2 separate regions of the Homo sapiens genome follow, and region 2 is linked to region 1. The links are chromatin loops, found by intact Hi-C in ENCODE. Cell type or tissue: PC-9. All regions are shown on one strand. Each heading gives the region's core, and the rest is flanking DNA. Links, peaks and the distances in the headings are about the cores only.

The links. Peaks named below come from ENCODE experiments on the same cell type or tissue, not always from the same donor. Only the 100,000 strongest peaks of a DNase experiment are listed, where the experiment ranks them.
Region 2: it touches region 1 in a loop (3-fold over the local background); 1 of 110 quality-filtered maps calls a loop at or near these places.

The regions. Positions count from the first base shown.
Region 1 is chr17:44,414,828-44,420,214 of GRCh38, reverse strand. The region is part of intron 6 of GPATCH8 (G-patch domain containing 8); the gene reads left to right. Among named protein-coding and RNA genes, the nearest start is that of ITGA2B, 28 kb to the right of the region's middle. In PC-9, for the core only: no CTCF peak of the experiment used is centred there; a DNase peak (open chromatin) is centred at 2,474; H3K27ac peaks cover 1,779 bases.
Region 2 is chr17:44,669,617-44,675,003 of GRCh38, reverse strand. MEIOC (meiosis specific with coiled-coil domain) reads right to left here. Exons shown (of 8, transcript NM_001145080.3): 7 at 1,458-1,638; 8 at 1-1,028. The coding sequence ends at 808. Among named protein-coding and RNA genes, the nearest start is that of MEIOC, 16 kb to the right of the region's middle. In PC-9, for the core only: CTCF peaks have their summits at 2,157 and 2,359; no DNase peak of the experiment used is centred there.

The DNA.
Region 1 (5,387 bases), core at 191-5,190:
AAATACAAAATTAAGGGTTACCCATGGAGAACTCATGGACTGCCTGTTCACTAATACAGAATATATATCTGTGATCCCTGGTCTAGGAAAAATCTTTAGCTGGTATGATGAATGAATGCATGTGAGTTTATTTCTTCATCTTAAAAGCTCATCTTACGCATTAAAAAAAAAAAAAACCATGTAGTACAAGTTTGGTTTTGGTTTTGGTTTTTGGTGAAATGTTCTTCATTTGCTTGAAAGGTAGGCTTTTTCACCTTTCTTCATACTGCTGTTCTAATGCAAACAGTAGGATCTCAAAACAGAATGTTATAAATATATAAACAAAAGAAGCACAGCACTAAATTTTTCATAGTTCGTCTCTTCCCTGAACTTGGAATGTCTGAGGAACCCACTGGGTGCAGTGGCTCATGCCTATAATCCCAGCTACTGAGGAGGCTGAGGCAGGAAGATCTGTTGAGGCCAGGAGTTCAAGGCTGCAGTGAGCTATGCTCGTGCCACTGCACCTCAGCCTGGGTGACAGAGCAAGACTCTGTCTCTCTAAAAAAAAAAAAAAAATTACCCTGATGTGGTGACACGCACATGTAGTGTAAGTCCGAGCTACTTGTGAGGCTAAGCCAGGAGGATCGCTTGAGCCCAGGAGTTTGAGGTTGCAATAAGCTGTGATCATGCCACTATACCCTAGCCTGGGTGACAGAGCAAGACCCTGTCTCGGACAACAAAAAAAAATAATTTCTAAGGAATCTTTAATTGACCTTGGTACAACACAGCCACATAACCCCTAACAGGAGGAAGGACATATTTTTCATTCCTCTTTGATGGACATGAACTTAACATACAAATGGACCTACCATTTTTCCAAATTCATGCTCTAAAATCATAAAGACACCCTGTCTTGTCTTCCAGGAAGGCACACAGGATTATTATGAATCTGAGATAATAGGTAAGTACTTTCAACCCTGTATTAGCAATCCCTAGTTTGCATCTTCTATCAGATTTTCACCATTAATATTTTTCAGAGAAATAATGTATTACGTTAGTAGTAAACTATAGTAGAGGCAGGATCCTAAACATACCCTTCTCTTTAATAAGCACAAATAATCTCTCCAAAAGGAGCTATATGGTCACCCTCATTCAAGGTTTGAGTTGTTTTTTTCCTGACAGGATGCGGGGGTGTTATGTGCCTCTTTATATTCACTAGTTTTTCTCAGGTTTTCCAAGATTTTACGAAGAGTTGTTAACACAAAAATATTAAGACCCAGCTTGATCTTCAGAGATACAGAAGCTGATTAAGTATTTTGGCTCTTTTCAGTAGTTTAACCCTAGTTTTCAAGTGATCGATGTTAATACATTTTGAAATCTCTAAGAGTAGGCCTTTCCATTTCTGAAGAAATCCAATATATGATTCCTTTTTACATGAGTTAATTCTGATAACACCTGAATGCTCAATAGACATTAGCACTGACTAGCCGGGCGCGGTGGCTCACGCCTGTAATCCCAGCACTTTGGGAGGCCGAGGCTGGCGGATCACAAGGTCAGGAGATCGAGACCATCCTGGCTAACATGGTGAAAACCCCTCTCTACTAAAAATACAAAAAAGCCGGGCGTGGCAGCACGTGCCTGTAGTCCCAGCTACTGGGGAGGCTGAGGCAGGAGAATTGCCTGAATCCGGGAGGTGGAAGTTGCAGTGAGCCAAGATCATGCCACTGCACTCCAGCCTGGGCGACAGAGCAAGACTCCATCTCAAAAAAAAAAAAAAAAGACATTAGCACTGATCATCTCCTACCTTTGTTGGCTTAGTGTAAGTTACAGACAAATTTGATACTACAGATTTTTCTATCCCTACGTCCTTGCCTCCTTAATTATTTTGCATATCTTTAAAAAATTTGTCTGCTGATGGATATGACAGTAGAATCATTTTCTTTAGCATTTCAAGAGGCCTAAAATTCAAACTCCAAAGAATATTGTTTCCCAAAAGTAAATTAATTAATAGCAGCACCACCTTTATAGTCAATCCTCCTTCCCTCCCTCCCTTCCTCCCTTCCTTTCTTCCTCTTTTTCTTTTCTTCTCTCTCTCTCTTTCTCTCTTTTTGGCTGCTTCCTTTGTACCTTGTTACCTACTCAGGATTTTTCTTCCAATCTTAGCCTCTTGTTTGTGCCACTAAAGGTCCTCCTAGTACATAAACTAGAGAGGTCACAAATTATCTCATAGATATATTTTATCTGGCCTTCACATTATTAGTTTTTCCCTTTTTAATTTCAGTTGATTCCCAAATTTTAAAAATTCAATTTTACATAATTTAGGCTTTGGCTTATCTTGAAAAATTAAAATTATCAGACAACATTGGGCCTACATTTCAACATAACAGTTGACTAAAGCTGAACAGTTGCCATCTCTTTGCTCATTCTGCAACTAGCTGTGATCTCCACTTCATCTTTTCTCTTACACCAATCTGTGTGACTCATTATGTTACCTGCCAAACTCCTGTAAACATTTGAATTTGTGACTCAGGCCTATGCTTTTCCTTCCTTCCCACACAGGTTCCCGTGGCTTCTGACTGATACTGGGGAACTGGCACATTGAAAAGCTGCCTCCTTGCTAATAGTGTTGGGACCAACTTCCTTGCGATTTCAGTCTCTGGTAGTCTGATCCAGATTATCAAAATCTGGTACTGTAAAGCATCTTCAGAAATTCTTTAGGCCAAGCGTGGTGGCTCATACCTGTAATCCCAGCACTTTAGGAGACTCAGGCGGGCAGATCACTTGAGCCCAAAAGTTCGAGACCAGTCTGGGCAACATGGCAAAACCCGGTCTCTACAAAAAATGCCCCCAAAAATTAGCTGGATGTGATGGCAGTTGCCTGTGGTCCCAGCTGCTAGAGGGGCTGAGTCTATTAATACATGATTTAGTTAACTTTGTCTAAACTGTTTGCAACTGCTTTTTGACAGGATTGACCTTGTCTAAACTGTTTGCATCTGCTTTTTGACAAGATTACTTACTCTTACTTGACACTTGACGGTTTCATTACGCAGTAACATAACATTACCAAGGAACAGAAATTTAGAGTTTTCCTCAGGAGAATCATTTGAGCCCAGGAGGTGGACATTGCAGTGAGCCAAGATTGTGCCACTGCACTCAAGCCTGGGTAATATATTGAGCAAGGCCCTGTCTCAAAAAAAAAAAAATTCCTTTAACTGTAGGATTCAGTATCTCAGTCAGAGGAATATGCTTTTAGCCTCCCTCTTCTTTCTGCTAAAATACCTGTAGTATGAAAACTCCTATACTTTTTACATTTTCTAAAAGGACTAAAGTCTTATTTAATTCCAAGGTCTGTTTCAGTTGTGAACAAAAACAGTAGTTCCCTGAGCTTTAAATAGCAGAACTAAAACAGATGAAGCCTCTAGCAGCCACCAGTGACTGTATTCTGATTTGTACAGGATATAATCTGTTAATACATGATTTAATTAACTTTGTCTAAATTGTTTGCAACTGCTTTTTGACAGGATTACTTATTCTTAGTTGACTGTTTCATTACCCAATAACATGTATTACTTAAACAGCACAGTTCTCTTCAGGGATTATGCTTTAAGAAACAACACAGGTTTGAAGAAAGGAGTGCATCTCAGCACTTGAACATGTTGTAGTTTTATTTTAATAACCTATAGCAGAGAGGTGAAAATGTTGGGTTCAGTGGTATTCTATACCACTGTTCATACCATTTTCTTGGGGTCTGTTTTGCTTAATAAGAAAATTGACATCATTTGGCCAGTCTTCCAAAAATTTAGCATGTTTCATGCCTTTTCACCTGTTAAGTCTTATGTATTCATTCCCCTCTGCTTATGTTGGGAGTAAACTTATTATACCCAGCAATCACGACATAGCTAACCTTAAAAAAAAATCTGCTGAAGGCCAGGCATGGTGGCTCACGCCTGTATTCCCGGCATTTTGGGAGGCCGAGGTGGATGGATCACGTGAGGTGAGAAGTTCGAGACCAGCCTGGCCAACATGGTGAAATGAAACCCCATCTGTACTAAAAATACAAAAAAAAATTAGCTGGGCGTGGTGGCACACGCCTGTAATCCTAGCTGCTCGGAGGCTGAGGCAGGAGGATCGCTTGAACCCAGAAGACAGAGGTTGCAGTGAGCCAATATAGTACCGCTACACTCCAGCCTGGGCAACAGAGTGAGACTCCGTCTCAAAAACAACAAAACTGTTGAAAAAATCCCCTTCTGCTTAGGGGAGCTGTCTGCTTTTGTGATTAGGGGTAACCCTCAAAACAGACACTTCAGGACCTAATGTTGCCAGGGTAAACCAGGCATTCTCTTGTTATGTATTTCTAACTGTTCTTCATTTTGGCACTCAATCCCAGTTGACTAAAAATGATTCTGCCTTACTTTTGTTCTACAGTTTCAACCTTTCTGCCCCTTACACTTAATTTATCACAGTGATGCACTGTGGTAGAGATGCTGGGATTAGACTCTTTGTTCTATTGTAGTCAGAAAAGTTAAAGCAACCTAAGTAATAAGTTCTTTAGTGACAGTACTGTAAAGAGCTCTGAACTGGGTTGTTGTTGTGCCATTTGCTTTGGACCCAGGCAGCTCTTATGACTTATCCGCCTTCAGATTTTACCTATGGGGCAAATCTTTGTCCCCAGATATCTTCTTGGAGTGCTATGTAAATACAGATTGAGCATCCCAAATTCAAAAAATTAAAATCCAAAATGTTTCAAAATCTGAAAGTTTTTGAATGCCAACATGACTCTCAAAGGAAGTGTTTATTGGAGCATTTTGGGTTTTCAGATTTGGGATGCTCAAGCAGTAAATATACAATGCAAATATTCTAAAATGTAAAAAAGCCCAATATCTAAAACACTTCCAGTTCTAAGTATTTCAGATACGGGATACTCAACCTGTATACTTAAAGCTCATTATCTACAAAACCACAAAATTTATGTATACCATTTCATACCCACTGGGATGGCTAAAATAAAAATGGTACTCTAACAAAGTGTTGGAGAAGATATCAAGAAGTTAGAGCCCTCCTGCATTGCTGATGAGATAGTGAAAAGATAGTGGAAAAGTTTTTGACACTTCCTCAAAACATTAAATACAAAGTTACCATATTACTAGTATATACCCAAGGGAAGTGTAAACATATGTCCACACAAGAACTTGCCTAAAAATGTTTATAGCAGCATTCTTCATAATAGCCAAAAAGGGAAATAACCCACATGTCCATCAACTGGTAAATGGATAAAATGTGGTACATCTGTACAATGGAATATTATTCAGCAATAAAAAGGAAGGACTTACTGGTATATACAACATGCATGAATCTTGAAAATAGTATGCTAAGTGAAAGAAGCTGATCACAAAAGACCCCATATTGTA
Region 2 (5,387 bases), core at 55-5,054, 250 kb before region 1:
AGTTACTGTGCATCAAGTCTAAAAGATCCAGATAAAGGGAATGTTTTGTGATTCAATTTAAATAACTTTAAAATTGGAAACATTTAACAATTGATAATATAATTAAAATTTAAAGAATATACACAAATGATCTGAATAGGTTTTATATTCAGTAACTTGCATGGTTTTTACACTGACACTTTTATCATTAATTTAGGAGAATCAGATGCATTTCCCTCCATATACCTAGGCATTAAGATTCCAAATTTATAAATATGGTAGTATAGTATTTTAAATATTAAGTTTGTACATGAATATTGGGTTTATCCGTATTTTCCTTTGTTTCCCAGGTATTATCCAGTTTTGTAAGGAAAACACTTTGATATCACAATCAAAACTTGTCTTGGTTACTAGGCTGTAGCCGTAATTGGGTTACAGTCACTTAGATTCATTATTTGGAATTATACTTAACTAAGACAAACCTAAATGAAATTTATCTCCTAGAAGAATTTCACATTTGCATTTACCTGCATGGCAGAATGAGTTTAAGCACATTTTAGCTGTTAGGAAATATTTAATTTACTTAAACTTGTTATCTGACTACTCAGAACTCTGAGTAGTCAACTGTACCTTTGCGTTTACTTAAAACTATATCGGATTCACTTCAAATAGAAGATTTTTAAATAGAAGTTAGACTTCATTAAGGTACTGGTATTAACTTTAAATCTGAAAGAAAACATACTGAAAGTTTGACAAGTTCATTAAAACATTTTTAGCATGTCTTGGTATATTTATCAGCTTTTTATTCTTCTTTCTGCTGGCATTTCCTTAATGTTTGTTTGTTTCACCTCTCTGGTTCATTGGATTGCTACTATTTATGCTTTCATGGACTTTATCTTCACAGTTTACTGTATCTTGTAAAGGCTTTACCACATCAGCTGTACTGGCTGTTTTTGGCAAGGTCATCTGCAGTGCACACCACAGGGCAGTGCGTGTTTTCCGAGTAGCCACACACATCTCTTTAATTGCAGAAGCAAGGGCAAAAACATCTGTAAAATAAACATTCAGGGTCATTTCATATTAAATGCCATTTAAATATCTGTTAAATCTTACAAAACCCAGTGCTTTTGCTACTAAATGATCAAATGTTATTTTTGTAAAAAAAGGATAGTTATTGATTGAACCAAAGTCCTGTCCTTTATCATTAAAATATTTAAAAGTATTGATACTTTATTTCTGACTTGTACAATAGTGACTATAGTTTGAGTAGAACACAGACTGTCTTGAAACAGTTATAACAGACAAAATTAATAAAATGGAAATACTTTTGGAGTAAATAATGTGGAGATTATTTACCAATTTATTCTGTAGGTAAGTGTTAATTTTAGAAATCTAATCTTTCAACCTCAGAATCTGATTTTATCAATACCTAAATTATCACACTGACTTATCACAAGAATATGCATTAATATTTGTACCTCTGTCATCTTGGCATCTAGGAACTCCTTGCCTTTGCCGATTGGAAGCATTAACAATTTCATCCTTTCTACGTGACTGTACAATGTGAATAGACTCCAAGTGTCTATCAAGAGCAGTAGAGATACTGGCATGAAGAAGAGAACTCCGAAGACGTTCCATTTTGCCTAGTAAAGTCACAACCTGAGGGAAGCATTTTAAATTTTGATAAGACATGTCCTGCCATTAACTTAAGTAAAAACAAATCTTCAGTGAAGCAGAATAGAGATGACAGCAATAATATTCATTCAATAAATCAAAGAATGCTTACTGTGTCCTGACACCATGCTGGGGGAAACAAAAATGGAAAGTGTTTTCTATCTACTTGTCTATGTTAATTCTAAAAATATGTGGTAGTTGATTACTGAAAATAAGCATCAATGAAAATGTTAAATATTCAAACATTACCATGTCATTAACTGCAAATACAAGATCTGATACTGTTTTTGACAAATAAGAGACCAGCCTGCAAACAGCATTGTTAGGAAGTATTGTAATCTAATGGAAAAAGTTTTGAGCTAAAAAGAGAAGTACTTGACTGATTAATCCTGACCTCAACAAGTCTTTAATTTTTCTGGGCCTCCAATGTTCCCTTTTTGGAAATCAGAAATATTCAGATAGTAATACTGACTAGTGATAGCTTTAAGGAATCCATAATACAGAAAATACTGATTTAAATTTACATTAAAACAATACAAAATGACTCCTGTAACTGTCAAAACTGCTAAAGAAAATTAGGATGCTTCTCAATCCTCTGGATGATGAAACTTAAAAAAGGGCACTGATATATTAGGTCAGTAGGGGGAGTATGTTTCATATGCCTAACTTGTTTCAAATTCTAAACTTGGAAAGTATATGGAAAGAGAACTTTTTGAATAATTGCAATTTGAAGATCAAGTAAATACAGTAATTGTCTTTGGGAATTAAATGATTTAACAATTGATAGCAGAACTTGGTGTTCACTGATTGGAGAATATAGGGGGAAAAAGCTTCTCAAGAAACCAATGGCACTGGAATTAATGTTTCTCTAACCTCAAACTCGTATTAAGTTTCTTCATAATAAGTCTATTCCGTATGTTAAATATTTTCCTCTCAACTGTGTATCAGCCAGATCCTTCAGGGGAAAACAAAACACACACAAAAAAACCTCCAGGGAACTACTAATTATTTTTAAATAAGACAATAATTTTGAGCAAATGATAAAGAGTAAAGAAATGTGCAAATTGGGGCTGGGCACTGTAGCTCACACCTGTAATCCCAGCACTTTGGGGAGGCCGAGGCGGGCGGATCATTTGAGATCAGGAGTTCGAGACCAGCCTGACCAACATGGTGAAACCCTGTCTCTACTAAAAATACAAAAAATTAGTCGGGTGTGGTGGTACACACCTGTAATCTCAGCTATTCAGGAGGCTGAGGCAGGAAAATCGCTTGAACCCGCGAGGCAGAGGTTGCAGTGAGCCAAGATCTTGTCAGAGTGAGACTCCATCTCAAAAAAAGAGAAAAGTCTGCACAGGTGATTTTTAAATAAAGTTTAAAAAATATTTTTTTTTCAAAATTCTACAAAGCTAGCAAACTAGAAAATAGTAATTTTTTTTTTTTCTTTTGAGACGGAGTCTTGCTCTGTCGCCCAGGCTGGAGTGCAGTGGCGCGATCTCGGCTCACTGCAAGCTCCGTCTGCCAGGTTCACACCATTCTCCTGCCTCAGCCTCCCGAGTAGCTGGGACTACAGGCGCCTGCCACCATGCTCGGCTAATTTTTTATATTTTTAGTAGAGACCGGGTTTCACCGTGTTAGCCAGGATGGTCTTGATCTCCTGACCTTGTGATCCGCCCACCTTGGCCTCCCAAAGTGCTGGGATTACAGGCATGAACCACCACGCCCGGCGAAAATGTAATTTTAAAATCCTCTGTTAATGAAATAATGTTGCTAAGTATAGATAAAATGAATTTTTTTTTTTTTTTTGAGACAGGGTCCCACTCTGTCCCAGGCTGGCATGCAGTGGTATCATCTCAGCTCACTGCAACCTCTGCCTCCCAGGCTCAAGTGATCCTCCCACCTAAGCCTTCCGAGTAGCTGGGACTATAGGCACATGCCACCATGCCCAGCTAATTTTTGTAAAGAAAATAAAATTATTATAACAGGCATAAACATATCCTTCTAAATTAATGTGAAGCATAAGCAAAGCTGGGAAAAGTATATCACTATCCACAGTATGTCATCCTTCATTTCCTAGAAATGTATTACTGAGATAAAGAAATTTTAATTTGGAAGTTTTTTTTTTTTTTAAATAATAAAAGATTGAAGTTTTTATTAACATCTGGCTGTACCTCATATGTTAGGCTCTGAATGTACCATGGATAAATTCCATTGTACAGATTTACAAATTTGACCCATGTTGATTTTTCTAATTCCTAAAATGGTTTTATTCAATAAAAGAGGTAATCCGTTTTGCTGCATTTTTTTTTCCCAGGAAGAATCTTTATCAAATTTTATTTGGAAAACTAAGTTTTTAAGAGAGGAAGGTCAAAAAAGGAAAAGTTTACCTACCCTAAGTTGCTTAGAAAATTCTGAAATTATAAAGAATAGGAATAATCATTAAATTACAAAATGACTTAACGAGGATTCTTTACAACATTTGACTTGAAGTCATATCCTACTTCGCCAAAACAAAAGTATTTTGTTGACTGGTGGTGGCTCACACCCAGCACTTTGGTAGGCTGAGGCAGGTGGATTGCTTGAGCTCAGGAGTTTGAGACCAACCTGTGCAACATGGCGAAACCCTGTCTCTATAAAAAATACAAAAATTAGATATGTGTGGTAGCGTGCATCTGTAGTCCCAGCTATTTGGGGGCTTAGGCAGGAGGATCTCTTGAACCCAGAAGGTCAAGGCTACAGTGAGCATAGATCATGCCACTGCACTCTAGCCTGGGTGACAAAGTGAGACCCGCCTCAAAAAAAAAAAAAAAAAAAAGGAAAGATAGTAATTCCCTATTAAGTTACCATCTTATGTAAGCACAGCTTGCTCATCAAGCTGGAAAACAAATGTGACAAAGAAATGAGACTTTCTCCATAAATAATACTCAAAATGATTTTTGCTTTTTAAAAAATTCTTTCAGTTGAGGATTAGCTCCACTGCCAATTTGAGCTTCAAGAGGAACCATTTAAATTACGAAAATTACTTTTAAAATGATTGAGTGGGACTATTTTCCCGTTCCTTTTTCTTTTTTTTTCTTTTTTTTTTTTTTTTGAGACAAGATCTTGCTCTGTTCCCCAGGTTGGAATGCAATGGTGTGGTTATGGCTCACTGTAGCCCTGACATCCCAGGCTCAAGCTATCTTCCCACCTCAGCCTCCTGAGTAGCATAAGCATGTGACACCATGTCCAGCTAATTTTTAATTTTTAGTAGAGACAGGATCTCCCTATGTTGCCCAGGATGGTCTCAAACTCCTGGGCTCAAGTGATTCTCCCACCTCCACTTCCCAAAGTGCTGGTATTACAGGTGTGAGCCACTGCACCCAGCCCCTTTCCTAAATATTATAGTTCTAGGACCAAACATGAAAAAAATATATTTCAGAGAGTTAGATGTAAATGTGATTTAAAAACCCTTCAAAGCTCTAAAACTTGATGAGAGTTTTATTTATTTATTTATTGAGATAGAGTCTCGCTCTGTCACTCAGGCTGGAGTGCAGTGGCGTGATCTTCACTCACTGCAACCTCTGCCTCCTGGGTTTAAATGATTCTCCTGCCTCAGCCTCCCAAGTAGCTGGGACTACAGGCGCATGCCACCACCCCCAGCTAATTTTTGTATTTTTAGTAGAGACGGGGTTTCACCATAATGGCCAGGCTGGTCTCGAACTCCTGACTTCAGGTGATCTGCCCGCCTCGGCCTCCCA